Regions from separate parts of the Mus musculus genome. Here all the other regions are linked to region 1. A link is a loop called in an ENCODE intact Hi-C map of the cell type or tissue named here. Cell type or tissue: heart. All regions are shown on one strand. Region 1 holds the start of Kctd6 (potassium channel tetramerisation domain containing 6). Region 2 has its middle 4.8 kb from the start of Fam107a. Region 3 holds the start of Htd2 (hydroxyacyl-thioester dehydratase type 2). Region 4 overlaps Htd2 (hydroxyacyl-thioester dehydratase type 2). Region 5 overlaps Fam107a (family with sequence similarity 107, member A). Region 6 overlaps Oit1 (oncoprotein induced transcript 1).

Region 1 (5,000 bases):
AGAGCTGAGAGCTCCCATCATACTTACCGATGTCATGTTAGGAGCGAAAGACCCAGTTAGTGATGCCTGTCATTACGGAAGTGGTATACAGTTCAATGTGGGTAAGCTTAGTCAGCAGAGAAATGGAAAAAATTAGATAAAGACTAGGTGAGAATATGAATGGTCATTGCTTTTGGACTCTGTGGTTATTCATACAAGAAATCTAAACACACCTCCAGCCTTATTAAAACTAGGAGTAAAACATTATTATACAAAAATTAAAGTGACTGTATTAAGTTATAAATTTGAAAACGTAATTTATTTTATCTATATAACCTTGATCAGACCTATCCAAGTGTGGTGGTACATGCTTTAGATCCCAGCACTCAGGAGGCTGGAAGATCTCTGTGACTTTGAACCCAGCCTGATCTACTTGGTGATAACCTTGTCTTTAAATATATATATGGTCTTTATTTGGAGAAATATGGGAGGTGACTTTTCCAGAGATACCAGTAAATTAAAAGCAGTTCAATTGTAGTGATGCCAAATCCGAGAGATGTTGATCATCAGTGATTTCTATGTTTTCTTTTTGTAGAATACATTATGGGACAAGTGGTATAGTTTAGCAGTACAGAGAGTGTTTAGTTTGTACTGTCCTGGATTCAGTCTTTAGTACCACAAAGACAAACATCCATACTCATTGTATTTTTCTGACTGTAAGTCCAATATCCACATATTGTAGAAAATAAATAAAATTCAGAAGAACATTAAGAAGCAATAAGTGGAGGCTGGAGAGATGGCTGTTCTTCCAGAGGACCAGGGTTCTATTCCCAGCTCCACATGGTAGCTAAGAATGCCGTCTATAAGGTCAATTCCAAGGGATGCACCACCATCTTCTGGCCTGCACAGGCATTGAAAGTAGCACAGGCAGCATCTTACATACATTGCAAGCAAAATATATAAATTTTTAAATACACATAATTTTTGAGAAAATCTTTTGCAAAAGTTACTAACATTTGTATCCTGTTGCCTTGGAATACCATGTTCAATGGTTTAGTCATCAAAGTTTTTGTCTATGTGTACTCCTTTAAAAAAAAAATCAATGTTAGTAGGGGCTGCCGGGGGGTGGGGGGGGAATGGGAGGGTGGGTGAGGAAGTGGTGGCGCACGCCTTTAATTCCAGCACTTGGGAGGCAGAGGCAGTCGGATCTCTGAGTTTGAGGCCAGCCTGGTCTACAGAGTGAGTTCCAGCACAGCGAGGCTACACAGAGAAGACTTGTCTCAAAACAAACAAAAAAATAGGGAAAAAAAAATCAACATTGGGGTACTGTATGTATTAAAATCAACATTGGGGTGCTGTATGTATTAAAATCAACATTAGGGTACTGTATGTATTAAAATCAACATTGGGGTACTGTATGTATTAAAATCAACATTGGGGTCCTGTATGTATGATTTTGTGTCCTGATTTGCAGGAGCATATTCCCATATTCTTTTTAAAAAGATTTATTTATTATTATACATAAGTACACTTTAGCTGACTTCAGACATACCGGAAGAGGGCATCAGATCCCATTACAGATGGTTGTGAGCCACCATGTGGTTTCTGGGATTTGAACTCAGGACCTTCGGAAGAGCAGTCAGTGCTCTTACCCGCTGAGCCATTTCTCCAGCCCTATTCCCATATTCTTAATTAGTTTGTATCCTTGCTTAGATGTCAATGTAGCCGTCCATTGTGTTGAAGTCCACATTGCTTATTTAACCTATCAATTTGATTTTTGGAGAAAAAATAGAATATTAGATGATGATCATACATATAAAAACTAGATTTCAGAACCACCTCACAAACATGCAGATGTGTAAACCAGGTAAGTTTCTGTTTTGTTCTTTTGAGAAAGGGTCTCGTTATGTAGCCTCATCTGTCCTAGAGACTAGCTATGTGGGCCAGGCTAACCTAGAGCTCACAAGAGACCCACATGCCACTGCCTCTAAGTGCTGGCATTAAGGATGTGCACTACTTTTACTATGCCTGGCCCAGGTGAGTTTCTAAGGCCAGTGGCTTTTCACCCATGTAGAAGTGGATTGAGATCTGGCTAGCTAGAAGTGGTGGCTTTTGCATCTTGTCTATGCATGGAATCCAATTAGCCCTGCAGCCTTGATGTCCTTCCTGAAGGGACATTACCCTTGCCAGTCCCATCCAGACTAAGATCCTCAGAGGTATTACACAGGATGACGTTAGTTAGCTCTGCCCTTCTAACTGGCTGCTCTTCTCTGCCTAAAAGGCTGGATCGGTGGTCCCTCTAAGCCATTACTTTACAGAATGGCCTGCCTTAATATATAAGGCCAGGAGTCTTATATATTAATACATTAATAATATTAACTACATTATTATGTATATATTAATATAATATAATTACATCAATATTAATAACATTAAATGTATACTAATATTTTATATATATCAGATCGTCACATCTTCCCTTATTCTCCAAGGCAGCCTTCTTTTTTTTGTTGTTGTTTTTTCAAGACAGGGTTTCTCTGTGTAGCCTTGGCTGTCCTGGAACTCACTTTGTAGACCAGGCTGGCCTCGAACTCAGAAATCCACCTGCCTCTGCCTCCGGAGTTCTGGCGTATGCCACCAAGCCCGGCCAAGGCAGCCTTCTTATTGGACCGCTCTCACCAGGATTCGAACTTGTCTTGTGTGTGTCTACTGGCTGCTTTTTTGAGTCTTGAGACGCGCCTCGGTCTGGGTGGCTGCTCTTCTCTCTAAGCCCTGCATGCGATGAGGTCTATCGACTTAGTGAAAACAGCTGAGGAGAAACAGTTGCGGAGAAGGAGTCCTGGGCAAGCAGGGAAGAGACTGCTGGCGGCCAGGAGGAGAGGCTGAAAGCGGAGGGGGAGTTAGGGGCGTGGCCTGGGCGGAGCTCCGCGCGGGAGTCCTGGGCGGGGCGGGGATAGGAACGGGACGGAGGCGGGGCTTCGGGACTGCTGCAGAGCCCGCCTGACCACGCCGCCCCGGCAGCGCCCAGAGTGCCCGCGGCGATCCGGCTTCCCGGCCTTCGCCCCGCGCCGCCGATAGGGGGCGTCCGCGTTCTCGGCGCCGCGACTCTGCTGAGAAGGCGCCGCCCGCGCCGGGCAGCTGGAGCCGCAACTCCGGGCTCCGGCTCACTCGTCCCCTCTGCCGCCGCCGCCGCCGCCGCCGCCACCGCCGCCGCTGCCGCCGCGGGGCGCGGGCTCGCTCGTCCCCGCGCTCGCGCTCTCGGGCCGCCGGCGTCTCCCGGCCGGGTCGCCTCCGCGCTCGTGCAGTGAGTGGGGCGCGAGCGGGGCCTGCGGGCCGGGGCTGCGGGAAGTCGGGCTGAGGAGAACGGCGGGTGGCGGCCGCGCGTCCCCGGGCTGGCACGAGCCCGCGGCGGGGCCTGGGCGGGGAAATCGGGGACGCGCGGCCGCCTCGGGCTTTGGGCTCCGGCTCGGGTTCGGGGCTCGGTGCGCGTGGCCGGCCGGGCTTGGCTTGCGGGAGACCGCGGAGTAGGGACCAGCGGGCTCTGCGGGGCAAAGGGTTGGTGTTTTGGGGAGTGGTGTTTATTAGCCGCCACTGCCCTAGTTTAAAGCTCTGCTTTTTGGGTTTTGTGCACAAATTGCAGCTTTTTACCGGAATTTTGGGATGTCACGGCGATTTAGTGCTGGGTGTTAAGAGGTGATCCTTGGCGAGGTCGTGGGGAGCCCCTGCAGCACCTGCTGGGCGATGGCAGCGGAGGCTGTGTCTGGGGGTGGGACGGGGAAACGAAACGTGACTGAGATCCTGTTTGGATATTCTGCTGAAGTTGTCATGTTTCTGTTCTGTACACCAGTACATACAGCAAGTTGATAAACCTGGTTTCAGGATTTCGTGATGCAGACAAATAGACCGATGTGACCTGGTTTAGCTAAGAATGTCTGGGATAGCCCAAACAACCTGCTCCAATGTACCCCCCTTGGCAGGCTCATCTTTTTCGCTGTTGCAGATATTCTAGTATGGGAATAATGGTGGGGTATTACAGGCCCAAAGCCAGAAGTGTTTCAAAAGAGTAAAGATCTAAGTAGGTAGGGTGGGAGAATCACCCTTTGGATGAAAACCAGGAGCCCACACGGATTCTTAGTTTTTTGTAATACCGTAGGTAGAAAGATGGCCATAGAATTTGAAAATTTTTAAAGTGTATTTTAGCTGAAGCAATAGCGTGGAAAGCAGTCTTATGGTCACTCCTATGATCCATCGTCGCATCCTGGATTTTAATAGTTGGGGTCTATTTTAAACGGAACACGTATGTGTGTCTTCTGCTTTATCTTGAGACAACCCTGAGTCATGCTTTCTAGAAGTCCCGAGAGCTCACGTGTCTGTTTGTCTCTGCGAACGCTGGACATCATTTTACCTTTAGTTTTTCTCACGGCAACTGCGGTGGGATCTCCGGGAAAGGAGGGCCAGGGACGGGACAGAGTGGGAACACAGATTGGTCCTAACCTGCATGTTCGCCCACCGTGTCTGACTTACCTATTTAAATTTTGGTGATGCTGCGAGTAGTAAAGGGCGGTCTACTCAGGTTCTCACAGCCCTCTGCTGGCATGCTGCACGTGAATCCAGAGCGCCACTCCTCACTGCCCTGTCGGCCAGTTTTACCTCCATTGTGTTTAAACGGTGTGGTTACTTTTGGGAAGGTCATAATACCCATTTTGGTGGAAACTGAGGGAAAGTAGAATTTTATGATTTGTGACTCTGACAGCACTTAAGCTGGAGAGTATATATTCTTCTGGTTTGATACTGTCAGAAGATTCATAATTTCTTGTAGGACTTTCTCCCTTTTTGCCTACATTTCCTTTCTTCTAGCCCACGAGGTTGAGAGAGGGGTTTAGTTAGTGGTAATTTAGCTTTATAATCCCATTATCCTTGTGCGCTCGCTACTTGTGCTGGCCTGTATGTGGATGTTAACTCCGAAGACGCCAGGAGATGCCACTGAACCAATTACTATAAAAAGTATTTCACTTTCAAAC
Region 2 (5,000 bases), 100 kb after region 1:
CTAGAAAGTCCTGGTTGCAGGACCAGGACAACAGATGGCCAAGGACATTTAGGCAAGAAACCTGAAGGCAAGGTGTCGTTTTCTCTGTGCAGCCACAACTGTGTTGCTCCAACTAAGGTTTTTGTCATAGCCCAACATGGGTGCAGACCCACAGGCTCACCCACTAGGCTGGCAGCTCAACATCAGGGGCCTTAGCTTAAGTTATCCTGACTTCTGTCCCAGTACTGAGATGCTTGCTATGGATTAGATGTGAGGTGTTCCCCACAAAGGCTCGGTGCTGAAGGCTTCGTCTCCAGATGTGCTATTGACAACTAGTCATGATGGCCTTACCTTCAGCAATAGATCAGTGGATCAGTGTACTGATGGGCTCACAGTTGAATGGGCTATCAGAAGGAAGGAAGTAGGTCTCTGGGAGGGGGTGACTTTGGGTACATTTTATCCCTGTCTTTCACCCTTGAACTCCATATGGTAAAGGCTTCCACCATGTTTCTGTCTTAGAAGCAACGGGAGCAGTGCTCAAAATCAGCTGACCTGAAGACATCCAAAGGATGGATACCAAGAGCTTGCTGCAGTGTGTGAGCATTCATGACACTGCACAGGAGATGGGCAATCAGAGACACCACTGTTCAAACCACAACTGTCCACAGCAGAGATTGTGGCACCTTACATGGGGTGCAGCAGATCAGCATGTCACCTGTAAAGGATGTCCCCTACATTGTAGGGAAAACATGCAGTATGATCCCCTCCCTTTCTCTTCTTAAATGCATACATAGAGAACCTATTTCTATGTAAACAAATCTGTCGGCACTGGTCAGTTCTAGGAGAATAAATCTCATCTGCTATAGCTAGGTATCACTGGAGTGTGCAAGCCAGAGTATGGCATAGGCTCACAGATTACTGTATCAGGACTTTTGATGGGGGCCTAGACAGGGAAGTGTGTGTGTGTGTGTGTGTGTGTGTGTGTGTGTGTGTGTCTGTCTGTCTGTCCGTCTATCTGTCTGCATTTCTGAGGCTCAAAAGCAGGACCTTGGGCATCCTACATAAGTTATTTACCACTGAGGCCTGCCCCCTGGCCCAGGAATAGGAATTTTGCATACTGCCCTCAGGAATTCTTGGTCTTAACATTTGAGAGCTACTCTTTGATAAAATAAAATTATAAGCCCTTATTCTTTTGTTACTATTCTGTAACGTTTGTGGTTTAATAATGAACAAACCCATTGTACTTCTTTTATATCTTTGTTATCATAGGAGAGCAGGAAGGAGGCAGAGCAGGGGAACTCACCTCTTCCAAGCACCTGTCTTGAAAATCAGTATGAGCCGGGCAGTGGTGGCGCACGCCTGTAATCCCAGCACTTGGGAGGCAGAGGCAGGTGGATTTCTGAGTTCGAGGCCAGCCTGGTCTACAGGGTCATTTCCAGGACAGCCAGGGCTACACAGAGAAATCCTGCTTCGAAAAAACCAACCCCCTCCCCCAAATAAAACCAACCAAACAAACAAAAAAGAAAATCAGTATGAAATCCTATGTTCATTTGTAACATGGAAGAAGAGGGAGACCTGAGCAAATGAACCTGTCTGGAGAGTGTTCCAGAACTCTTCAGGGGTCAAGGTGGAGCCTCTCTGCCCTCCACCTTCTCTGAAATGAAGAGCTTTAGAAGCTGATAGGCAGAATTCTCACTCAGCCCCATAGTGGGCTGGAGGACTGAAGGAGACTGCCACAGCCTCCCTGCCACCCTCACTCCTGGCTCTGAGAAGTATGAGAGGAGAGGGTCCTGAAGACCGGGGGAGGCATAGCTGAGTGTGGGGCATCTCCCCCTGTAGTGCAGGAAACTCTTCCAAACAGCTTTTCTTTCTTTTCAGCTTAGTTCACTTCAGTCCAGTAGCGTCAAAAGCAATTCAGATGGGCCGGCAAACATCAGAGAAGTTTCCACAGCAACTCGAAACTTCTTCCTTGACCCTGTGTTTTGGAGTCTCAGTCTCCAAAAAAGCCCACAAAAACAGTGCCCGGATCAAGCTGGCCACCTCTCTGGCCACTCTGAACATATTCTGCTGAAAGGACTTTGGGGCAGGGGAAGGAGCTTGCTGGCAGTAGAGCTTGCCATGGGGCCCACAGAGAGATTAGAAGTTGGTGAAGAGTTGCCTTTCCAAGTTTGAACTGGGAAACAGTTACCGCCCCCCCCCCCCGGGGGTGGGGGTGGGGAGGGATTTCAATCGTGAACACAGGAAGTGGGGCAGGGCAGCAAGAACCAAGAGTCCTTTTTTTTCTGAAAGCTGAACCTGCTGCCATTGGCGTAGTGAATTTGGTCTCTAAGAGTGATCTTACCCTTATTTTAGTTGTCTTGCTGCGAGACAAACCAGGACACATTCTCATGCTTCTCTCTCTCTCTCTCTCTCTCTCTCTCTCTCTCTCTCTCTCTCTCTCTCTCTCCTCATGGGTATGATGGGAAGATCATAGTAACCCATACAATTTCAGAATGCCCATGGTTGCATGGTGGTAGAGAACATCAGGGAAGCAATGGAGGTGTTTAGTACAACAGCATCCATTTTATGTTTGGAACTATTTACAATACAGGAGGTTCAAATTGCACCAGGGTCCAGATTTTTGTTCGTTTGTTTGTTTTGTTGTTTTTTTAATGTAGTGCTCCTTGGTAGCAGTAGTGGATTGGCGGTTTTCTGCCCCCTGGTGGCTAACAAAGAATACAGCCCCCTGGGGAAGTGTCCTGCTATTTACACGGCAAGAAAGAAGCCTTCCTACCTAGGGTGGCAGTAACACATGCCAGGGAGACATTTATGAAGGGACAATAAACACCTTTTTAGCTATGAGTGAGCATGAGTTATATCACATAGTGAGTTCTTCCAGTCAGGGGGGCTATGAGTATCTGGTGTCAACCCAGACACCAACCCTGGATCCATGGCTGAACAGCTAGGTGACTTTCAACCTGCCCTCCTCATCTCTAAAATGGGGCAATTGTTCTGATGAACAGCGGCCATAGGGCATGGAATCCTTTGGACCAGAGTCGGGCTACCTGCCTAAGTGGCAGCTACCATCTTAATACCGCATGCAATAGCATCAAAGTGCCATTCAAGTGAAAACTTGGAAATTCAGTATGAAGCAAATGAACAGGTCAGCTATGCATGGGGAAACAAGAAAGCAACATCCTCGAGTATGACTAGTAGCCGGTCGTAGCTGCTAGTGTGACTAGCATAAGATTATGGGGGCAAGCTCTGTCCCTTTGGCTTCTCAAGTTCTCCAAATAGCTGTGGATGCCTGCATGGCTGTTATGCTTGTTTTCGTTGGACACAGGGTCACACGGGCTGGCCTAGAAGTCACTAAGTAACCCACACTAGCCTTGGGCTTGCAATGACCCTCCAAGTGGCACTATACTCCTCTGTGTTTTTCTAGTAGTATACTCTTACTTGGGTGAGGCTCAAGGCTGCTATCCAAGGATACGATTGCTCTCTCCCATTGCATACTATACTCTCCTGGGGACATTGAAAGGGCACCTCACTCCAGTTCCTCTGTTTTTCTTTGTGTTGAACAGTGGGGAGAATGATTCCTGAGTTCATGGCTGTAGATCTGAATCTCACTGTCATCCCTAACTGTCTGTGTTGTCATAGACAAATCATGCTACCATCTGAGTTCCAGTTTCGTCGTTTTCCAGCAGGAGTGGGTATTGCTTACATCCCCAGGAGAAGGTCATGCCTGCTCTGTCTATCTACGCATCCTGTGTCCCTCCCATAAGACAGAGTGCGTAGTTGAGGCCAATAATGATCAGATGGATGAGTACAGGAGTGAATCAGGACGGCCAGATGACAGGGGCAGAGCCTTATGAAGACAATGACAGCAACAGATGGACCGAATCATTGCCGTTATTTCTGTCCTAGGAAGACAGGCTGACTTTGGAGAAGTAGCCCTGAGTCTGAAAGTGTTTTCTACCTCTGAGATGGGTGGAAAGATTCTTTGCTAAAGACCATGGGCTGCTGTTGCAGCTCTCTGGGGTTATCTACTTACTAATGGAGAGGGTATTTAGGGGCTCTGTTAGCATTGCGAAGATGGAACTAGACAATGTTTGGTGTTTTTAATGAGTGCTCCATCTGTAAGCACCCGGTCCTCAAGGAGGCCTTTGTCGCTTTGTGGGGCGGTGAGGGTGGGGGCGGGGGTGGGATGGACCAACCTGTGACCGACCCTTGGAGATCTGACTTGTCTGCCGAAAGCTGAGAAAGACAGTCCACAATAGCAGTTCCAGCTAGAGAAAAGCTCAAGGCCTTCCTCCTATTAGCGATCTTGCTGCCAGTTTTATGGGAACTTTTGAAATCTGATTCCTTGATTGGAGGTTACTGGCTCCGTGCGGGCTGGGATGGGTTAAACCTTGCCACCCCCACCCCCCACCCCGAAGGTGCAGTCCGTTCTGAAACCTTGGCTAGGTATTGTCTTACATAAGGGGGCTTAAGGCAACCCTTGTTCAAACCACTTACTAATTTGGTGGGCGTTAACTCTCGCGGCAGGGGCGAGGCTCTGAAACAATGAGCTCTAGGCACCCTGGTGTCCCAGGCAGCAGCCACCACAGCAAAACCGCCCTAGCACTTCTGGCTTCATAGTCTGCAGCTGACCACTAGCTGAGACCTGCTCCTTGTCCAAGGCAAAAAGCAAAAGGGCCAAGTTCCTTGACTCTTTCGAATCACATCCTGGGAGGGCAATTTTCACCTTCCCTAAAACCCCGACCAGTAGGAGTTTTAGTTCCTAAAGGAAAGAAACATCCCAAGCCTTAATCGAAGGCATTTTGTCCTATTCTTGTATATCCCTATGTTTTTCCAAATTTTTTTATGCTGACCATATATTCGTTCATATTATTATTTGAATAAAGGACTTTTGAAGTATTCCTAGTAGAAAATACAGTGCTTATCTGCGCATAGGCAAACAAAAAATTAGAGATGAGCACCTGTCATCAACAAAATTCAAAAGCCCGCCGCGTGTTTCCTTTCCAATCATTGCACGTCCACAG
Region 3 (5,000 bases), 130 kb before region 1:
AGAGGACAACTTTCTTCCCTTTCACCATGTGGGTACCAGGGATACAACGCAGGTCTTGGGCTTGTCAGTCAGTACCCTTATCTGATGAGCCATCTAGGCAGTCCCCTTGTGTGGTTTGATTTAAAGTGATGTTACACTTAAACGTTCAAGAGAGAAAACCCCACACTGAACTTGTGGGAGGAGATTTAAGAAACTCAAAGGGGGGCTTGCAGGTGGGTTTCAAAGACCATTGGGTAAAACTTCATTTTTGCACCAAAAATTTAAAAAGTTGTGGAATCTCCCTGATGCCTGGATTCTGTCAGGGCTCTCTTGTTAATCCAGATACATCATAGTACCTAGTAAAATAATAGAATTTCATTGAAAAAAAAAAACAAGGATTAAACAGCAAAGTACTTATTTTTCCAAAGTATCTCTTTTGTCCTCAACTCTGGATTAACAAGATTAAACCCAAAATGCATGTGCGTCTGTTTTTTTTCTGGGTCACACGGCCTGGCAAGAGTAGTTTGTTGGCCCAGAGAGACTCTTTCCCGCTATAGTTTCCTGGATACCAGACAGTGCATCAGCTCTTTTCCCCCTTACAACTCTGCAAGAAGTCGCTGGTGATCCGTCTACACAAGAAGGGAAGAAGCTGGGTTGGCAGCAGAGGACAGATTCCAGCACAGTTCTGGCAACTACGGCATTTCAGGGACTTTTAGGGGTCCTGCTTGGGTATAAGCCTGTTGTCAATTTGCGGGGGGGGGGGGCAGGCCCTCAGATAGACATCCAGACTTGACCAGTCCCCCTGCCACCTCCTCTGCTCTGTGTCTCAGCCTCCCTCCTCTGCCCTCCCCAGCTCCAGCTTCAAGTTGTTTCTATTGTTACAGAATTGCAAGTCAAACTCTGCATACCAAGACTTCTTGTCTTATTTAGCGGTTGTCTAGAAAAACCCATCACCTAAGCAAATCTCAGCCGTAAGATATTTCCTAGTTTGCTAGGCCTATCCTGGAACTGAGTTATGCAAAGACTCTGAGAGTCTAAAAAAAAAAAAAAAAACAAAAAAACAAAAACAAAAACAAAAAAACCACCACTCAAGATGGGCGTGGTGGCGCACGCCTTTAATCCCAGCACTCCGGAGGCAGAGGCAGGCAGATTTCTGAGTTCGAGGCCAGCCTGGTCTACAGAGTGAGTTCCAGAACAGCCAGGAGTACACAGAGAAACCCTGTCTCGAAAAACCAAAAACCAAAAACCAAAACCAAAAACAAAACACTCATAAAATCTCAGATAATAATCACTGACAAAAGATTTCTTCAAAGCTTAGGTACCATAACTTCCGATTCATGTCAGATACAATAGTTCTGCTAAAATTCTGCTATAATTACCAAAATACAAACTAGTTTTGAGAAAGAAAATGCCCCTCTCTGGGGTCTGTGTTAGCTTTTCCCCCTTATTCCCCAACAAGCCTTGTTTCCTCTGGGCAGGAAGGAGAGGAAACAGAGGCCACGACTTCAGAGCATGGCCAAGGCAGGAATGAAAGCTTAGGGGACAAAAATATCAGGTTTTTTTTCCCCAATTACAGGAAAGGCCCCAACTTACCTGGGCACAGGCTTGGCTGTGCAAGGCATACTGTTACCATCACTACTGTGTCCCACTCAGGCCAAATCAACGCTCATCTTTTTAGTAAACTCAAGCTGTGTGACCACTGGTGCCAAGGACTGCAATATGGTGATGAGCCATCACCAAGTTCCCATACCCAGAGACTACCTCAGAAGGCAGTTGGGTTAAGATGGTGCTCCTGAACTAGTCTGGACAACACTGGCTGCTTTAGTTAGGGTTTTACTGCTGTGAACAGATACCATGACCAAGGCAACTCTTATAAAGGACATTTAATTGGGGCTGGCTTACAGGTTCAGAGGTTCAGTTCATTATCATCAAGGTGGGAGCATGGCAGCCTCCAGGCTGAGGTGATAGTTCTACATCTTCATCTGAAGGCTTCTAGCAGAAGACTGGCTTCCAGGCAGCTAGGATGAAGGTCTTAAAGCCCACGCCCACAGTGACACACCTACTCCAACAGTGCCACTCCCTGGGCCTAGCATATACAAATATCATACTGGCCAAAGCAGATAATCTGTATTAACACTGGCAACCATCAAAGGCAGACAATTTAGTCTCTCTCTGGCCTTCAGTTCCCTTATGTAAAACAGGGACTATTGCAATAATAGCTGCCTTAAGGTTGCTTGAGGGTTCCATTAGATCACTTACGTGAAATCTTCTGCACAATGCCTGGCCCAAACGTAAATATTAGTTGCTATTATAACTGTTAAATATACACGGTATGTCACATGAATACAAGGACCATATCCTATTCTCCGGAGTTGCCAGCACTCAGAATAGTCGCTAATGCATAACGGATTCTGACTTGGTGATTAGATACAGAAGTGGAATTACTTACATCTGGAAATAGGAGCAGCTGGATTTTTCCACATCAAAACAGAATCTCTAGTGTATGTTAGGAGCCACATTGGGAAACTGACAGACGATCTTGTCTTTAGTGCGTGACACGGATGTTCCTGAGATGGCAAGGCTCAGATTTAGCTTGGTGGTAGAGGACTTGCTTAGTATAGACAAGGTTGTGGTTTTGATCCCTGGCATTGCAAAAAAGAAAAAGAAAGAGAAAGCAAGAAAGGAGAGGGGTTGTTTGATATAACCTGTTGAGCATAAATGTAGAAATAAATGACCATGAAGAGTGTCTGACGACAGTTCCGAGGGTGGACGCTAGAGGGCGCAGAACCTGTTCGTCCTCAGCCCCCGCTGAGGGTTACGCACTAGTTCAGTGACCGACGCGGCGCGGTGACGCCACGTCCTGTTATGCGTCTGTGGGGCGGTGCGAATGTAAATATCACCAGTTTTCCAGGTCCGAACTTGGGCTGCTGCGTGGGAACTCCGACCCATGCCGAATTCTAGCGGCGTGCAAGAGTCAGGAACGCGGTTATTCCAGTGATCCTCTCCGTCCTGGGCCGAGGCGGTTTAGCCTCGCGGGGCAGGTGCGCATGCGCGACGCGGGAGCACGAGGTGGAAGTGTGGCGGACCTCAGGTTCTTCGCTGCTGTAGTGTCAGTCTGAGAGCCACCGCCGGGCTCTGTACAGCGCGGCTTAGGTCCCGGATACAGGCGGTGACCGGGAGGGCTGATCCGGCCGTTTGCTGGGCTCACTGCCCTTGATGTGGGCGCAAAGTCAGTAGCGATTGTTAATGGAGCAAGGTTGGGAACAATCTTACTCTTCGGCAGTAGGGGATCGGCTTTTTAAACAATTGCTTTAGTTATGTCTTGTGTCCCCCAAATGTTCAAGACACCGGTTCGTGAGTTCGTGAGAAGCACTAGGGTATGAAGCAGATCTCTGTTTCGGAGTGCAGACACTGAAGCAGAAGGGGAGAACTTGCAAGAACTAGGCAAGGAGGGTATGGTACCATAATAGATAGGATGGGCAGTGGGACACATTGAGTAAGATCAGAGAGGCTGGAGAGTGTGAGACACGTGGCTACCCAGAGGCGATGCCGAGGCCAAGAGGAGGAGGAAGCCCAGAGTGTTAGGTCTTAAGAAATTGTTTCAACACGCCTTTAATTCCAGCGCCTAGGAGGCAGTGGCAGGTGATCTGTGAGTTTCAGGACTCCGTTACACAGAGGAATAAACGCTAAACAAACAAACAAATTAATTAATCCTTTCCTTAAAAATCCGGCATTTAGACAAAGGTCGGGATTCCTTCAGGGATTTAAGAAGGTGGTTCCTACTTCCTAAAAGGAGTCTTATTTCTGGCAAAAGCCGTATTGCTTCTCCATTAACCTGGATGGTTACCTATTAGTATATCGAAGTCTATGCTAGCCTCTAGGTTCTCTCAGCCCATACTCACAAGTTCCTGTTAGAGTGGTCTTGGCTGACACACCCCTTCCCCTGCCCTAAACCTCTCGTCTCCAGCTCCCGAGATTCGCTTCACTTCCCTCAGCTTCTCTTTCCTATGTAAGTCAGCCATTTCGATTATGCGTTATGTATGCAGTCTCCTGGTGGGTCTCTCTCTCTCTCTCTCTCTTTTTTTTTTTTTTTGGCTTTTCGAGACAGGGTTTCTCTGTGTAGCCCCGGCTGTCCTGGAACTCACTTTGTAGACCAGGCTGGCCTCGAACTCAGAAATCCACCTGCCTCTGCCTCCCAAGTGCTGGGACTAAAGGCGTGCGCCATCACACCCGGCTTCTGGTGCATCTCTTAATCCTGCACACTCTTGGTCCCTCTTCTTTCTCTTGCTCTTTTCATGGCCAGTCTATTCTATTGGCCAAATTCAGGCTGGACCCTTCCAGATACCTCTGGCTGTGCTCTCCTTCATAGCTACAGTAAACTTTCTCCTTAACCAGACCCAGGAGCAGCCATGTCCTTATTTTTGATTCACAGAGGACAGAAACTGAGGCCATGGAGGAATCGCTGAACAAGAGATCGGAGCCATGCCCTGAAGGCTTAGACCTTACTCTTACATTACAATGTTTAAACTTCAGAGCATTACAGTGCTTGTGATGTAGCTTAACCCCACAGTGGCAGCAGTGTAGCTTAGAGAGAGGGCAGGAGATTGAAAGCTCAGGTAAGAGGCAGTTGCTAGTAAGATGTTTGTGAACATTCCTGCTGTCAGTAGACGGCACCAACAGCGTTGAGTGTGATGCCTGATCTGAGGGCACCTCCATCTCTGTACAGCCTGCATGGGGCAGAACTGTCTTACTCTGAGAACTCAAGCCTATGCAGAAGTCATTAAGTCATTTTCTTGAGGTTACTTTATTTTTATTTAATGTATATGAGTGTTTTGCCTGTTTTGTGCCACTGTACCATGTTGCTACAGTGCCCAGGAAGGACAAAAGAGTGTAGGATCCTCTGGAACTAGGGTACAAACTGATGTCAGCCACCCTGTGGCTTCTGGAAAATCAACCCAGCTTCTCTACAAGTGCTCTTAACAGCTGAGCCATCTATCCAGCCCTAAGTAATCTTTAATTTA
Region 4 (5,000 bases), 120 kb before region 1:
CCGGGGAGGTGGGCTGCTGCTCTTCCTGGAGGAATGCTGGTATATCCAGAAGCTGTGTGTGGAAGGGGAGACTTCCAGATTGGTGCATGGTTTGTCCAGACTTAAATATGTGCAAGATCTCATTGTCTATCAAGGTTTGGATTTTTTTTTTCCAATTAAAAAAACAATTGAGAGGGGCTGGAGAGATGGCTTATCAGTTAGGATCACTGGCTGCTCTTCCAGAGTATCTGGGTTCAATTCCTAATACCCACATAGCTGCTCACAACTGTATGTAACTTCAGTCTCAGGTGATCCAACACCATCTTCTGGCCTGTGCCGAAACTACCTGCACATGGTACACAGACATACATGCATACGTGCAAGCAAAATACAAATACAATAATAGTAAGATAAAAATCTTTTTAAATTGGGAAGACTATCTTCATGTTTTACTTTCAGAATTTGAAACAGTTATATTTGTATTTGATAACGTCTACGTCAGTGTTGAGGGATTTTCTTGCTGGATTTATACCACCATGTATACCAAGTGCAGCAATGCAAGTATAACTGCAGCAATGCAAGTAGAGCCATCTCTGAACACCTAATTCTGAGACCCTTTCTCAGCGGCTTCTGGGCTAGGCTTATAATTCCTTACACCAAGATGTAATCTTTTGTTGCATGTGGTGCCACTGGCCTTTAGTTCCCACTTAGGAGGCAGAGGCAGGCAGAATTTAAAGCTAACCTGTGTGCGTAGCAAGTTCTAGAACAGCCAGGGCTACATAAAGAGACCCTGTCAAACCAATAAAAACAAAAAATGACATTTAATTCAAATTTCTCTGTAACTTGCCTTTCAGGGTTTTGCTGTTACTGGTGAGGGGTTTCCATGCAGCCACGACTCAGTTATATAAAGTCCTAGCATGGCAGCATTGTTGGAAATAATAGAAACAGAATTCATCAGAGGGCCGGGCCTAGAAATATTAGCCAGTGTTCTCCTTCCATGTGGCTTCCCATGAGTGAATTGGGTGACTTTTCTGAATTGGAAGTTGGCTGTTCTACATTGATCAGGTTAACATGCTGATCTTTCAGAGAGCTGGCCAATCTGTTTGTTAGTATTTTAAAACCGAAGGAAAGCATCTGGAATGTAAAGGTGCTGTTTTAAGGGTTCTAATTCTCTCCCGCTCTTGAAAACGTGGATCTACTTAAAAAAAAAAACAAAAAAAGCAACAACAATAAAACTATTATATGTGTGTGTGTGTATATACCTTTATGTGTGTGTGTGTGTGTACACACATAAAGGAGGCAGGAGGATCTCTTGAGTTTGACACCAGCCTAGACCCTACCTACCCTAGTTTCAGGACTACCTAGACCCCGTCTCAAAAAGAAAAAAAAAAGTGTGAGTGGGTGATGGCAAAGGTGTGAGTGCGTGATGGCAGAGGAAGGCCAAGCTTTTGGGTCTTTTTTTCTTTTTTTTTTTTTAAGAACTTGGAGTTATGGGGAGAATGTGCTAAATGTGTTAGTATTAAACAGTTACCCTAACAGCCAGGACTTCTTAAATATGTGCCGTGGTCTACCTGTGCTCGGTAGGTTAAATGGTAACTGATCATAGCTAGATGCTTTGATTAGAAATACAAGATCAGCGAGGCATGGCATCTCTTACTATTATAAAACTTAGGAGCGTGTGTCACCTGCTCCATATTTCCTGGAAAAGACATTCCTTCTGTGTCATCTTAAGCAGATTTTTGTGGGTGTGTGCTTGTTTGTACATGTGGAGGCCAAATGTCAGGCTCGGGTGTCATTACTCTTGACAAGATTAAGATTCACTTTGTGTTTTTGTCTCTTGCTGGCATTAATGTCAGTAATTAAATGAAGCTGGCTGGCCAGTGAGCTCAAGGAATCCACCTGTCCCCACTTCCCCAAGCACTGGGACTTATCTATAAACACAAGCTACCATGCTGGTTTTTTTGGTTTTTTGTTTGTTTTGTTTTGTGTTTTTTTTTTGTTTTTTTTTTTTTTTTTGTAAACATGGATTCTGGGGGGCCTCTTGGTTGCTCAGCAAGGCACTTTGTCCTGAAGCAGTTGAATAGCTTACTAGAAAGAATTCTTGTCACTAGAGGGCAGTCATGTGTCTAAAATGAGTTATAAACTTATTGTACCTTCTTCCAGTATGTGAAGGGGTGAAGAAACCCCCCAAATCAATGCCAAGAGCAAAGGTACTATAGTAAGTCTCAGAATGGGCAGCATTGCAGGCTGAGGTCAGCTAACAATGACTTGGTTGTAGGCAAGTCACTAGACTCAGGCCTTCAGTGCACACTCCTGCAGAACGCACCTTTCAACTGGGAATTTGCAGCAAGACCCATAAATGGAGCATGATATGATTAATCGTAGTAGCCACCAGGTTTTTACATTTCTGATAGGCTAATTTTAATTCTTGAAACAGCTTTATAAAGTTACTAGCTCCGTGTTATTGACAGAAGCAGATGGAGTTACTAGCTTGTCTGAGGTCATTCAGGATCATCCAGGATACAGGCTTGAGCTCTCTTTTTCTCATCACTGGATCTTACAGTGTTCTCATTCCTGGAGTACTTTCCATTTCAATAGTATTTTGTTAAAATAAAATTCTTAAATCCATTCAGATTGATATTCCCTGCTATAGTTGTAGCATTTCCCTATTTTATACCTATGGTTTCCACCCAAAACCTGCCTCTCACCCTTTACCCCCAATGATGGTCATGCCTCATAGTCTAGGCTGGCTTTGAACTCAAGACCCTCTGGTTCGGGCTTACAAATGTGTACCACTGCTCCAAGCCACCTACCCTTTTCCTAAATGCCATTCAGAGATTGTCTTCAGAATGTGGAAGCTCTAAGGATCAGTTAGATGACTAGAAAACTAGAGCCAGGCACAGTGGCTGATGACTCACTAACCGGGGTAGGAAGATCTGTGTCTTTCCCAACCCATCAAAAGAAAAGTTATGCAGCCCAAATGGGAAGTGGAGAGAGATGTCACTCTGTGACTTTAAAAGTAGCTTCTCGTTTAGAGCATTTCCCCATTATCAATAGTCTGGGGTGGCCATGACCTTTGATCCCTAGAAACAGAGTAGAGTCTCTCCACGTGGTGACTCAGAGCCAAGGCCATGGAGCTGCTTGTGCTGTGTTAGAGCAGCCAGCCGTGAGGAGCCCACAGGAGGTGCCAGGAGTGACCATCTTACAAGGAAAGGGGCTGATCGCTGGGAGAGAGCCTTGGTTGTACGGGTCACATATGGAAGTGAGTGCAGAAGTAATGACTGAAATAGCCCAATTTGTCTACCGCTTTCCATATTAGGGGCATTATAAGCCTGCGCTTTATGTGATACTTGATTGCCACAGAAAGAATAGCCATCTTAAGCAATTTTAGCCTAATGTACTGGAAAATTGCTTAACAGACTGTTAGAAGCATTTCCATATTACTGAAATGCCACTCACCCCACCGCCACCCCCACCTCACCTCCCAGCAGCAAATCCTAGATTAATGGGTAGTGCCCCCCTATGGCCACCATTTATCTTGTGGACCTGACTTGTGTGTTCATCCAAGAAAAAAGAAATCTCTAAGTGCACACCAGCACCTCTGAGATAACCGTGGGTTTTCATTTTGTGCCAAACTATCAGTCATTTTTCTTTCATGTTCCTAGAGTATAATTCACAGGCCAATTTACTCCCTGAGAAAATTGCTGTTAAATCGCTTCTATTGAGGATTTATATTAAAACAGTCTACCAGGGGTTGACTGTCACTGCGCAGCTTGCTGCTGTGACTGCCTTGTGTGCTGGCTTAGCTGATTACCTAGTTCCAGGCACTGTGCCCTCACTCCTGGGTTACACTCCCGGCTGGCTGCGTGTGTGACCATCTCGGGGCTGGCTGCATGAGCATCTGCCACATGGCTCCAGGTACTTCACTCTTTACTCCCTTCGTGCATCTGGTTTGCCAAGAGCAAAAGTCTCAGCATCTTCAGAAAAATTTGGAGTTGGTGCTGGATAACCAGCTGGCAGAAGACCCAAATAATGTGTCCATCAGTTAAACAAGATGAATAGATTCCACAAACAATTTTTTTTTGTTTTGTTTTGTTTTTTAGTTTTTCAAGACAGGGTTTTTCTGTGTAGCTCTGGCTGTCCTGGAACTCACTCTGTAGACCAGGCTGGCCTCGATCTCAGAAATCCGCCTGCCTCTGCCTCCCAAGTGCTGGGATTAAAGGCGTGCGCCATCACACCTGGCTGCCACAGACATTATTTTTAAAGTGGCTCTTAGCTGTAAACCATCGTGACCTTATGCCCCTGGACATATTTTTCCCAGTGTTGACATAGAAAATGTTAGCATATGAATGACTATTATGAGTAAAATCTGTTGCTCAGTGTCCATCCCATGATTATTTGAAGAAATAAAGTCATTTGGAGTTGTAAGACCACCCTGCCTAGGAAATTCTGAGTTTTCACAAGCTTCTGTGATCTGATTCTGTACAGCCGTTGTCAGGGCTAGAAATTTCCTCACTAAAATCCATTATGTTCAATCAATCTGGCCAAGCCTCAGATTGTTAGATAAACAGCCCATGAGCTGTCTAAACATTTGGCAACATAGCAGAATATAAAAATCTTTTTTTTTTTCTTCTGCTGGCCTCCAAGTAGTTGTATGTATGCAAAGAGGCAAAGCCTCCCATTTTCTCATTCCTCATCAGTTTATGTGGCCCAGAACTGGAGACACAAGCCTGTTTGATTTAGAACAGCTCTGGTCTGAGAAGAGTTTCCCGAATTCAGCCTGTGTGACTTCAAATGCTAGACAGCCAGGCACAGAACATCTGTAGTCAGCCACTCCAGAAGCTCAGGCAGGAGGCTCGCTAGGTCTCTTAAGAGTTCAAGGCCAGAACTCCAATTAAAAAAAAAAAAAAAAAGGAAGGAAGAAAAGCCAAATGAATATTGAGGTTGTGTGAGGCTTGAAGCCCATCTGTCAGGAGGTTGGGCAAGGAACTCACTGAGTTAAGTAGGAAGAGATGAGCCCA
Region 5 (5,000 bases), 87 kb after region 1:
GGCCTCAGGCTAAGCCAGAGTTGAGCTGTTCCCAACACTAGGAGCTGAGCTGCTCCAAGAAATAGGCCTTATTGGGCAACTGAGGCAGAATGGAGGGACACTTGGCCCTCTTCCTCACTTCTGCTAGGGAAATATCAGTGAGTCTGATCGGGGATGGCACCTCTGGAGGTCTTTCCTGGCAGTGGCTTCCTCTCTGGTGCAAGAAGGCTAGGTGCTCAGAAAGAAAAGTCCAGAGACCTTCCTCTGTGTGTGTGTGTGTGTGTGTGTGTGTGTGTGTGTGTGTGTGTGTGTGTCTCCAGCTTCCCAGGAATAGCTGGCCTTTCAGGTGTGCCTTGCTGGCAGCATTGTGGGCTAGGGTCCTCAGGTTCAGACTGGCTGGAGGAGGGCTGGGCCAGAGTAAGTGGCAGGAGCTGGATGGAGGGAGCTCTACAGTGCTCTTTCCTCGCTGGTCAGTGTGGTGATTCTGCGTAGGTTTTCCCGGACTTTGATGAACTCAGGGGCGTGGTCCTCGTCTCTCTGTGGTGGGTTTTCCAGCTGAAGCGGAGAAACACAAGGAGTGAATTTGGCAGGGTTGGTTCTGGAGGTGGGGGTAGAGTTTCTATTCTCAAAAGCCATGGTATTGGACCAAGGGTCCTGTCAATGGGGAAAGCCTGGGTTGGGTTTTACAAACCACCCCAAAGCTGGGGTATGTATCAGGCAAGTATACACTTGAAAGAGGGTCATAAAGATTAACATGAACAAAAAACCCCCTACCCTCACTTCAGGAAACATTATCAAAACAGTACCCAAGAGGAAATCCCACCATCTCCGAATATGGGGAGAGGTGATGTGCAAATGACCTCTCAAGGGTCAGGCTGCTGGCAGCCCCAGGTTTTGATCTTGTAGCCCATATCCATTCTGGAGAGTGCTTTCCTCTCCCTTAATGTACCTCATCTCTGTCACTATCCATGTCCCCAGCCAGCCTTCCCAAAACACAAGAACCCAGATGTCTCTGTTTACTGGTTCAAATCACATCTTCCTCTGGCCCCAGACCCTCCCACCTATGAAATAGAAATGCCACCTGCTCTCAGGGCATTTCGGGGAGCAGATCTATCTTCCAGGATATAGACCTTACAGGAAAGCTGAGGGTCAGAGAAGTGATGCCACTGGACTAGAGTAACACAGCAGGGCAGAGGTAGATTCTAGGTCCCATGCTGACCTTCCTCTTGGAGGAGGCTCAGACGGAAGCTGGACGCTTCCCACCCACCTGGTTCAGTCTCTGCTGCCGCCTCAGCAGCTCCTGCTTGAAGGGGCACTGCATCCGCTTGGCCTCTAGCTCCTCCTCCTTCTTTTTGATCAGCTGATTCCTGCGACGGTGCTCTAGAACTCGCTGCAGCTCAGGCTTGCTGTCCATACCCAAGCCCCTGCGGGTAAGGAGAACAGTGAGGAGACTCTTTCCTAGCCTGGGACACAGTCCCTGTATTATCTCTTAGAGCGTTTGGGAAACACCGGAAGGGGGCGATCTCACTGCCCCGTGCTATATAGAAAGGCAAAGAGGCCCCCCTCCCACAACACAGCAGGGCAGGTGCAGTACAACAGGTGAGTGAGAATTTCAGACCCGGCTGCAGACAGAGACCAGGTATCACATGGTTGCTGGATATTTTACTAGAGCTTCTGATGGCGGAAATGCTGGCCTTCGCTCTCTTAAAATCTCATGGGATTTAATTTCCTTACAAAAATATATATTTACCCCCATTTTACAAGCCAACTCTTTTAAGTCTAGGAGACAAAAAACAATGCCTGGTTTTCATGTTTCCTTAATTACCAGTCACATGTAATGAACTTTAAAGTGTTTCTAGCATTCACATTTTCCCATTTGCATATGAATCCCACTCATTTTGCTTACCCTTTCCTGGTAGACTAAGGTACACGAATATATGAATATTTCATACTGTATATGTAATTTTCAATAGAATTTATTTATATTGCAAATATTTCAGTTTGCCTGAAGCTGTTTTCCATCGTGGTGGTACTTTTGATACTGAAATGAATGATTATCGCAAAAACAACTGAGAACATGACAATATTATAATATTAGTAGAAAACAAACCCAAAATCAGCTCCATGTGCCAGCGGTATCTGTCGCATGACTTAGAATGGAAATCACGTCCAGCTCCAATACAACAACCAGCCGGCAGAGGGCGCCATGAAGGTACCATAAGCTTCGGCCTCTAGCCTCTAGCCTCTCAAGGGCCCCTCAGCCACCCTCTCCTACACTTGACATCCTGTGATTGCTGATCACAGATGTGTCATAGCCCATTCCCCCCACCCCCGACTCTTGTGTTTCACTGCCATGCTCTCCCCCAACAGAGGGTGTGGCTGAGAAAGAGCCATCACTACCTGAACCCTCTACAATATTTATGTGCTCTCTCTCCAGTTTTCTCTGCCAACACGACCCATCTCTCAGCAGGGTTGGCTCTTGCCCCTGCTTTAGGCCTTCTAGATATCCTCTCTTCCATGATGTCATATAGATAGTCCCCCTATCCCAGTAGCCCCTCTGGGGTCCCACATTCACTTAAAGCTTCCAGCAACTTTCTTTTCCCCTGGGGAGGGCAGAAACTGGGTCTCCGTCTTTTGTATCTTAGGTGTGGGCATGGTGCCCTGCACACAGTAGGGCATCTAAGCACACAGCAAATGGGTAGGGCTTTCAGGTTCACACAGTTTCTTCTGGTGACCCTGTTGGGGTTCCAGGCAATGGCTAGGTCAGCCCCTCTAAGAAGCATTTTTCTAAGCCAGCCAGCTGGATGCCACCCTACCTTTTGTGGTTCATAAGCAGCTCACGGTGCAGCTCCTGATGGCTCCGAGAAGCCTTCACAGGGTTCAGCAGCTTCTTGGGTTTGATGAGCTCTGAGTTCCACTCTCTGTACTCTGGTCTGGCCATGAGTCCCTCGATGTCAGCCCGCTCCCTCTGGATCTCTGAGTACATGGAGGCTGTAGTAATGGGAAGTAACGTTACTTCACGTCCCACATTCCAGCCCACCCTTTGAGGTGCAGCTTAGTGGGGGCTTTCTCACACAGACAGTGGCTTCTGAGCAATTTGGGTTAGCTACCTGATAATGCAAGTCTTGCTTTCTGCCTCTCTATTGTGGGAAACGGTCACTCCACCAAGGGGAAAAAGCTTGTTGTGATTATTGGAGATGATGTTCTCTGGGAGGTGGGGTTCAGAAGTGAATAGAGACCAAGGCTCACAGTAGCTGTCACGGGACTGGGGAGATGTTTCAATCAGCAAAGAGTCTGCAATGTGAACATAATGACCTGAGTTAGATTCCCAGCACCCAGGGAAAAGCCTGGCATGTTGCTGTGTGCTGGGAACTCTAGCACCATGAGGTAGAGACATGGGGAGCTCACCAGCCACTCTGTTATCCTAATCAGTGAACCTCATGTCCTAGTGGGAGATCCTGTTCCAAGATGCAAGGTAGACAGTGCTTGGGGAATAGCATCCAAGGATGACCTCTGGCCTCCATGTGGCTATGCACACACACACACACACACACACACACACACACACACACACACACACACACACGAGTACATATAACTACATAGTCACTGGCTGTGCTTGATAGTTTCGCATCAACATGACATAAGCAGCTAGAGTCATCTAAGGGGGGACCTCAATTGAAGAAAATGCCTCCATGAGAACAGGCTGGAGGCAGGCCTGTAGGGCATTTTCGTAATAAGTGCCAATGTGGAGGGTGCCCATTATTGGTGGTGCTGTCCCTGGTCTGGTGGTCTTGGGTGCTATAAGAAAGCATCCTGTGAGCAAGCCATGAAGAGTAAGCTAGCATGCCACACCTGTCCATGGCCTCTGCATTGGCTCCTGCCTCCAGGTTCCAGCTTGGTTTGAGTTTTTGTTCTGATTTCATTTGATGATACATAGTGATGTGGAAGTGCCAGGCAAATAAACCTTATCCTCCCCAAGTTGCTTTCGATCATGGTGTCTCATCACAGAAATAGTAATGTGAACATAATGACCTGAGTTAGATTCCCAGCACCCAGGGAAAAGCCTGGCATGTTGCTGTGTGCTGGGAACTCTTACTAAGACAAGACACTGACAGAAGAGAAAAAATACCAAACAGCAAAAAGGACTACGTTTAAGTTTCTGCTTTTCAACAAACTTGTGTAAGGAAAGGAAAAGGTGTAAATTGTGTGTGTGTGTGTGTGTGTGTGTGTGTGTGTGCATGCGCGTGTACAATCTGTAGCAGTTAAAGACAATTTGGATAAATGCTATGATAAAAGAAAGCATCATCTCTTATTGTCTACCTCCTTAGCCATAGTTCTGATGTCATGGCAGAGGTGCGGTTCCCTATTCTCCACACCAGAGAATAGTATGTGAAATGCTGCTGTGCCCCTGTAACAAACACACGGCTACTGTCTTGCCTGCCACACTCATGTGTCCCACTTCTACCAAGTACCTGGATATTTGTCAATGTACTTTAGATTTAGGCAGAAAGGCTTCTCTGCCCCAGACAGCTCCTGATACTTGAAATGCTTAGACGGAGGGAAGGGGACAGGAGAGGAGGGGAGGAGAGGAGAGGAAATGAAATGGGGGAGGGGAGCAGAGGGAGGAGAGTTCTATAAAAACAAGTCACGGGGTGGGGGGGTGGGGCGACGACGACAACAACGACAGTCGCTGCCTGGCTGTTAGCCATTAGCGATTAGTGATTAGCAGTTTAGAGTAATTACAGAAAATGTTAGGGCAGATTCTGCCTCCTTTCTAGGCTGGGCTTTCGGAAGCACCCTAACCCCCTTTCTGACACTGTCCACCTCCGTAGTGCTAGCAGGACTAACCAGTGCATGTCAGCTGGCCTGGCTGGTAGGTTTGAGCCTTTTCTGTGTGGTGAACATAGATAGTATTTGATGTAATATTCAGTGAACACTCAGTAATGTTGGTTGGTAATTTGTGATAGGTAATTGGTGATAAAACTTGAGGTTTTGATCTTGGGGAACCAGAGGTCTAA
Region 6 (5,000 bases), 130 kb after region 1:
TGACAAGTTCCAGCTGAGATATCCAGCCTCATGGACTGAACAGCTACTAAATTTTTGGTCTTTCCATTGGGAGACAGCCATTGTTGGGTGAGCCAGAACTCAGCTATATTAGGGTTCTCTAGAATAACAGAACTTATGGAACAAATAAATATCTCTCTATAATCAGAAAGGGGATTTGTTAGAATGACTTACAGGCTGTGGTCCAGCTAATCCATTCAGTCCACGAGGCTGGATGTCTTAGTTGGTCTTCAGGAGACAACAGTTTCCTAAGGTAGGCTCTGCTGCCAGTGAAGGAATGGATTTGCTAGTGAGGGTGAGAGCAATCAGGCAAAGAGCAAAAGTTCCTTCTATCTGTCCTTGTGCAGGTTTCTAGCAGTGGGCCTGGCCCAGATTAGACATGAGTTTACCCAGATCAAAGGATTAAAGGTCTGCCTTCCCACCTCAAGATCTGGATTAGAAGTGGATCTATTCACTTCGGGTTAAGCAAAACTCCTTCACAGGTATGCCTCTCCATTTGGGGGTTTTGGATAGTTCTAGATGTAATCAAGTTGACAACCAAGTATTGCCACTATGACAGCCTGCAAGCCACTATAATGACCCCTTTGGTACATATCATTCTATCAGAGATTCATTCCATCACGTCTGTTCCTCTAACCCTAACACAGAGAGACGCTGTCTCAAAAACAAAGTGAACGGTGACATTGGAAATCGTCTTATCAACATCTGGCCTCAATATGCATACATCTGTGGGATGCATATGCACATCACACACACACACACACACACACACACACACACATGCTCACACACGTGCGCACACACACACTCATAACACTCTCACATACATACACTCACATATACATATACACCCATGCAATCACACACGCACACACTCACATACACTCACACCCATATGCACACTCATGCACACATACTCACACATACATCACTGCATGACAAATTTGAATTCCATAGCTCTTGTGCTGTATTCTCTCCAGCCCACATTGTGTGCCTTTGCTCCGCACTCCTTTCTTCTCCAGTACAGTCTGGCATGGGCTCAGCTTCCTTCCTGCTGGGAGAGAGGTTGCAAAGGGCCCAGATGGCCATCTGCTGGAGCAGTCAACCTGAAGTCGCCCTCCATCTCCTAATTATCCACTGGCCTTGCTCTTGGTAAAGTAGAAGGGAAGGAGGGCCACACGTTCATTACATTTCCCTCATCTCTCTGGTCTCCTGCTGAAGTCAGGTTTACTGGCTGCATGGGGGCCTAGTGACTGAGCCTTCTTTTGGCCTTTGAAGCCCAGCTCTGGGCAGAAGGACCCAGTGCAATGTCCAGACCACACTACGAGAGCTGGAGGTATGGGACTGTCCTCAGGGAAATGGAGGGCCAGGATTCTGGGTCCCTCTTGGTACTTTCTCACCGGGTGGCTCCACACCCCCTAGCCTCTTGCTTTTCATCTGCAAAATGGAAATAAATAGCTACTCCTTTCCAGTAACCAGTGGGAGATGACCAGGACCACAGAGGGGGCAAGCTTCGGAAAGAGACACTGTGACCAACTGGTTTCTATTCTTCCCAAAGCTACAATGGCATAGGGCTGGGGTGTGGTCCCCAAGGTTCTGTGTAATTTTCAAATGTCATCAGAGGCATTCAGGGGCACACAGAGAAGAGGAGAGGCAGTGAAGAGAGGAGGGGAAGAGAACACTTCCCTCAGAGTGAAGGTATCCGAAGGGTGTGTTCAGGTGGTGACAGACAGTGGGATTCCTGGTCTTATTGGGAGACACTTCACCTGTGTGGGTCTGGACAGAACACTTGACCTTTCTGAACCTTCTTGTGTGAAAGGGAATATTGTGGTCCCTATTCCATGATACCTTGAGGATAAAGTGAGGTAGTACTGATGTTTGGCTCTGGGCAGAGCTTCTAGGAGTCTGCAGTTCTCCAGTGGCAAGGTGCTGCTATTATCATGATGCCAATAAAGTGTTGAGTCTTTCTCATTTTGGTGAGACCCCGAGAGCCAGTTCAAACCGCTTTCCAAGAGTTAAGAGCCAGGCACCTTGTCCTCCTCCCTTTCATTCCTATGCTGCCATCTGCTGGCGAGAATCAGAATTGCAGCTTCAAGAGAGCTCAAGTCACATTTGGCCTAAGGTCACTCTCAGGGTACACAACAGGCCTAGCCCTGGCAGGGAGCCAGGAAGCCCATACAAGCCTCAAATCCTGAGGCCCAGCATCAGCACGCAGAGACTCTTGGAGGCTTGTCTACAGCGATGAGCAAGTCAACCCCAAGTCTCGTCCATTTTACCTTTTGAATTAGACCACACACATGGCCTCTCCTGACTTAGCTCATATCTTGTGCAGCTTCTCGGCCTCCTGGCCGCGACATAACATGGAGTTTTATAAAAATGGTAGACCTAACCATTCCATGTCTAGTTTAAACATCCATGACACCACTGTCCCAGGTCCAAGCTCTCTGCCATGCACAGAAAACTGGCACTCAGCTCATCCACTTACCCTGTAGTCCTCCCAGGCTTTGCTCGCAGACAGGTCTGCCCATCCGAACACACACCTCTCCGTTCCACTGCTGCTAGCTGACTTCTAGGCTCTCTACAGAGGGCTCCTGTGGGTGCTACCATTTGAAGCCATCATAGGTGAGAGGACCTGGATGCGGTAGTGCTGTTCCCCCCTCCTCTGCTGCTTCGCCAAGCTCCTTCATCCCAGGGAGTCTCCTTACTCAGTTCTAAGCTGGTTACATGGTCTCAACCTCCTCTGGTACCCTGTGTAATGTGCACAGTGTCTCCACATACACCCAGATGGCCACCCAGGTCCCTTGAAAATAGTGACCACTGCTAAGGGCTGTCTGCCAAGTCCTATACGCTAACCATGAACTTGCTTTTTGGAGACTTTATTGGCTCCTTTTAAATCTTATAGGCTATCTTTGCTCGTTGTAAATATGCCTTTTCAGGAATGTGTTCATGAAAACTGGCTGCCATGTTCCTCCCATGGTGGGTTTCTGATGCACTATACTGGTGTGGGCACAGGGGTTTTCTGAGGTCTGAAGACCTTCTAGGGTAGTCTGGAACAGAGGCGCTTACTGGAATGGCTGGGCAGCTATCTCCTTCCTCAGCTCAGCTCACTCAAGGCTCTCACACTGGCACTTGTGTCTCACACCACCATGGCCCCTGGTCCAGGGTTCCCAACGTCTTCTCTTCACCAGGCCTTGTCCCATGTAAAGTCTTCCCTGGCAGGGCTTAGATACCACTCAAGACTGGGGCTCTCCCCCAGTAAAGCTCGAAGTCTTCAGCACACAATTCTATGAGCACCTCTAGGATCTGATGTAGAGCAGTGCTTCTCAACCTTCCTCATGCTGTGACCCTTTAATAGAGTTCTCCATGTTGTGGTGACCCCAACCATAAAATTATTTCATTGAGACTTCCTAAGTATAATCTGGCTACTGTTATGAATCAAAATATAAACATCTTATATGCAGAATATCTAATATATGACCCCCTAAAGAGGTCATGTCCCACAGGTTGAGAACCACTGGTCTAGAACCTGAGAACTGGACCCTCTTAGGGATCCTAATCCATAGTCTTATCACCATGCATGTCTTTTGATTATTCTCCTTCATTGCACCTACTTGTCAGCTGGCACTGACATCTTTTGGCCACTGACCCCTTGTGCAGACACAGGTGGCCTCTTGTCCCTGCATGGGGTGGATAAGAAGTGTCCAGGGATGCACACCACCAGCACCCCCCCACCAAGTCTGAAGGATGCCATCTCTGTGCGGTGTGCTCTACAGAGTCCCAAAGTTCACGGTGGAAGCTCACTCTAGTCTCCAGCAGTAGGGTTAATAACACCCCTGATTGGCCGCCCCCTACCCCAAACACAATGCCTGTCCTTGCATGCTTCCTTTAGATTCTGCCTCTCGGGACCCCAAAGCCAGGCAGATGTTTAGAGACCTGTTTAGTACTGCAGACATTTTCCCTTCCTCTTTTGCTCCAGCTCTGGCTTGCCTTAAAAGGGCACATCAAGATGACGGTCTGTGTGCCCTGTTTTCTAGGCTCCCCTGCTCCTGTCCATCTTGGGAACCAAGTTCATTCCTGCCTGCCCAAAATTCCAGGAAACTAGGCTTCAGGCTCCATCCCAGCTGCCAAATGAGCTGTCTCCTACCTGTCCAGACCAGGCCCCTTGTTAACTGAGACTAGACCAGTATGTTCCCAGGGAGAATCACAGCAATGGGAGAGATGGGAAACGTTCAAAATCAGCAAAAATAGAATTTAATTCTGCTCAAGTAAGTGTAGGCAGCCAGTCCTTCTGGAGACAACCATGGCAGTCTTGGAAGGTCTTGTTCTCTCTACCAACAGCCGGTTCCACAGGCCCCATGGCCGCCCATCCTCAAGATGGCCACTATGGGGCAGTGGGAGGCTGTTGCTTCCTTAGACGGGAAGTGAGTCACTGTGTGCAGGGGATGATCAGAGCGTACCATATGGCTTCTTTCTTCCTCCCAGTCAGCTCCTGCCAGCATAGACCCAGCACTCCTGGGTTCTGCTCTCAAGTCCGTTGGGCATTTCTTTGGCTCCCTAGGCCACCCTACATTACTTTCCGTGGCACACAGCCCTCGAGCTCTAGCAACTCCGGCCATCCGTCATATTTGTTTGTTTCTGGGTTGTTCTTTAAGAACTAGGGAGAGAAGAGAGATGTTTCAGACACTGAGTGGTCAAGGCTGTCTAGGACTCATGGAGAAAGCATTTGCACTTTGAGTCTCAGAGGGCTCACTTACTCTGCCATAGCCCCATTTTACAGATGGGGCCAGAAGCTCAGGGCAGGACCACAACTTGCTCTGGGTCTCAGCAATGGGGTCAGAGCCTACTACACCCCACAGGCTCATCAAGGACTGGGAAAGCATGGGAGCTGCCGTTCTCCTCCAAAGCCCCCACTAACCTCCCATAGAATCCCAAATCATGACCGAAACAGCATGGAGAAGGGGGATCGTAACAGTGCGCATTTG

The links. Peaks named below come from ENCODE experiments on the same cell type or tissue, not always from the same donor. Only the 100,000 strongest peaks of a DNase experiment are listed, where the experiment ranks them.
Region 2: it touches region 1 in a loop (2.1-fold over the local background); 3 of 42 quality-filtered maps call a loop at or near these places.
Region 3: it touches region 1 in a loop (2.9-fold over the local background); 11 of 42 quality-filtered maps call a loop at or near these places.
Region 4: a loop joins it to region 1, with 3 times the contacts of the local background. A loop is called at or near these places in 11 of 42 quality-filtered maps.
Region 5: it touches region 1 in a loop (2.1-fold over the local background); 4 of 42 quality-filtered maps call a loop at or near these places.
Region 6: it touches region 1 in a loop (2.5-fold over the local background); 6 of 42 quality-filtered maps call a loop at or near these places.

The regions. Positions count from the first base shown.
Region 1 is chr14:8,211,060-8,216,059 of GRCm38, forward strand. Kctd6 (potassium channel tetramerisation domain containing 6) reads left to right here and starts at 3,022. Exons shown (of 3, transcript NM_027782.3): 1 at 3,022-3,283. In heart, CTCF peaks have their summits at 3,037 and 4,593 (motif pointing left); a DNase peak (open chromatin) is centred at 3,052; H3K4me3 peaks cover 2,367 bases; H3K27ac peaks cover 1,424 bases.
Region 2 is chr14:8,312,062-8,317,061 of GRCm38, forward strand. It overlaps a transcript of Fam107a not described here. Among named protein-coding and RNA genes, the nearest start is that of Fam107a, 4.8 kb to the left of the region's middle. In heart, a CTCF peak has its summit at 2,691 (motif pointing left); a DNase peak (open chromatin) is centred at 2,090; H3K4me3 peaks cover 907 bases; H3K27me3 peaks cover 2,030 bases.
Region 3 is chr14:8,077,493-8,082,492 of GRCm38, forward strand. Htd2 (hydroxyacyl-thioester dehydratase type 2) reads left to right here and starts at 2,821. Exons shown (of 6, transcript NM_001348727.1): 1 at 2,821-3,020. It overlaps Rpp14 (ribonuclease P 14 subunit), which reads left to right and starts at 2,821. Exons shown (of 6, transcript NM_025938.4): 1 at 2,821-3,020. In heart, a CTCF peak has its summit at 2,760 (motif pointing right); DNase peaks (open chromatin) are centred at 2,839 and 3,469; H3K4me3 peaks cover 1,725 bases; H3K27ac peaks cover 1,286 bases.
Region 4 is chr14:8,090,611-8,095,610 of GRCm38, forward strand. It overlaps Htd2 (hydroxyacyl-thioester dehydratase type 2), which reads left to right. Exons shown (of 6, transcript NM_001348727.1): 6 at 1-1,236. Rpp14 (ribonuclease P 14 subunit) reads left to right here. Exons shown (of 6, transcript NM_025938.4): 6 at 1-1,236. Among named protein-coding and RNA genes, the nearest start is that of Pxk, 5.1 kb to the right of the region's middle. In heart, a CTCF peak has its summit at 2,093 (motif pointing right); no DNase peak of the experiment used is centred here; H3K27ac peaks cover 11 bases.
Region 5 is chr14:8,298,264-8,303,263 of GRCm38, forward strand. It overlaps Fam107a (family with sequence similarity 107, member A), which reads right to left. Exons shown (of 4, transcript NM_183187.4): 2 at 2,796-2,970; 3 at 1,247-1,403; 4 at 1-534. The coding sequence starts at 2,965. The coding sequence ends at 427. Among named protein-coding and RNA genes, the nearest start is that of Fam107a, 9.0 kb to the right of the region's middle. In heart, a CTCF peak has its summit at 2,164 (motif pointing right); no DNase peak of the experiment used is centred here; H3K4me3 peaks cover 359 bases; H3K27me3 peaks cover 1,518 bases.
Region 6 is chr14:8,344,695-8,349,694 of GRCm38, forward strand. It overlaps Oit1 (oncoprotein induced transcript 1), which reads right to left. Exons shown (of 10, transcript NM_146050.2): 10 at 4,254-4,672. The coding sequence ends at 4,583. Among named protein-coding and RNA genes, the nearest start is that of 2610318M16Rik, 20 kb to the right of the region's middle. In heart, a CTCF peak has its summit at 2,087 (motif pointing left); a DNase peak (open chromatin) is centred at 2,107.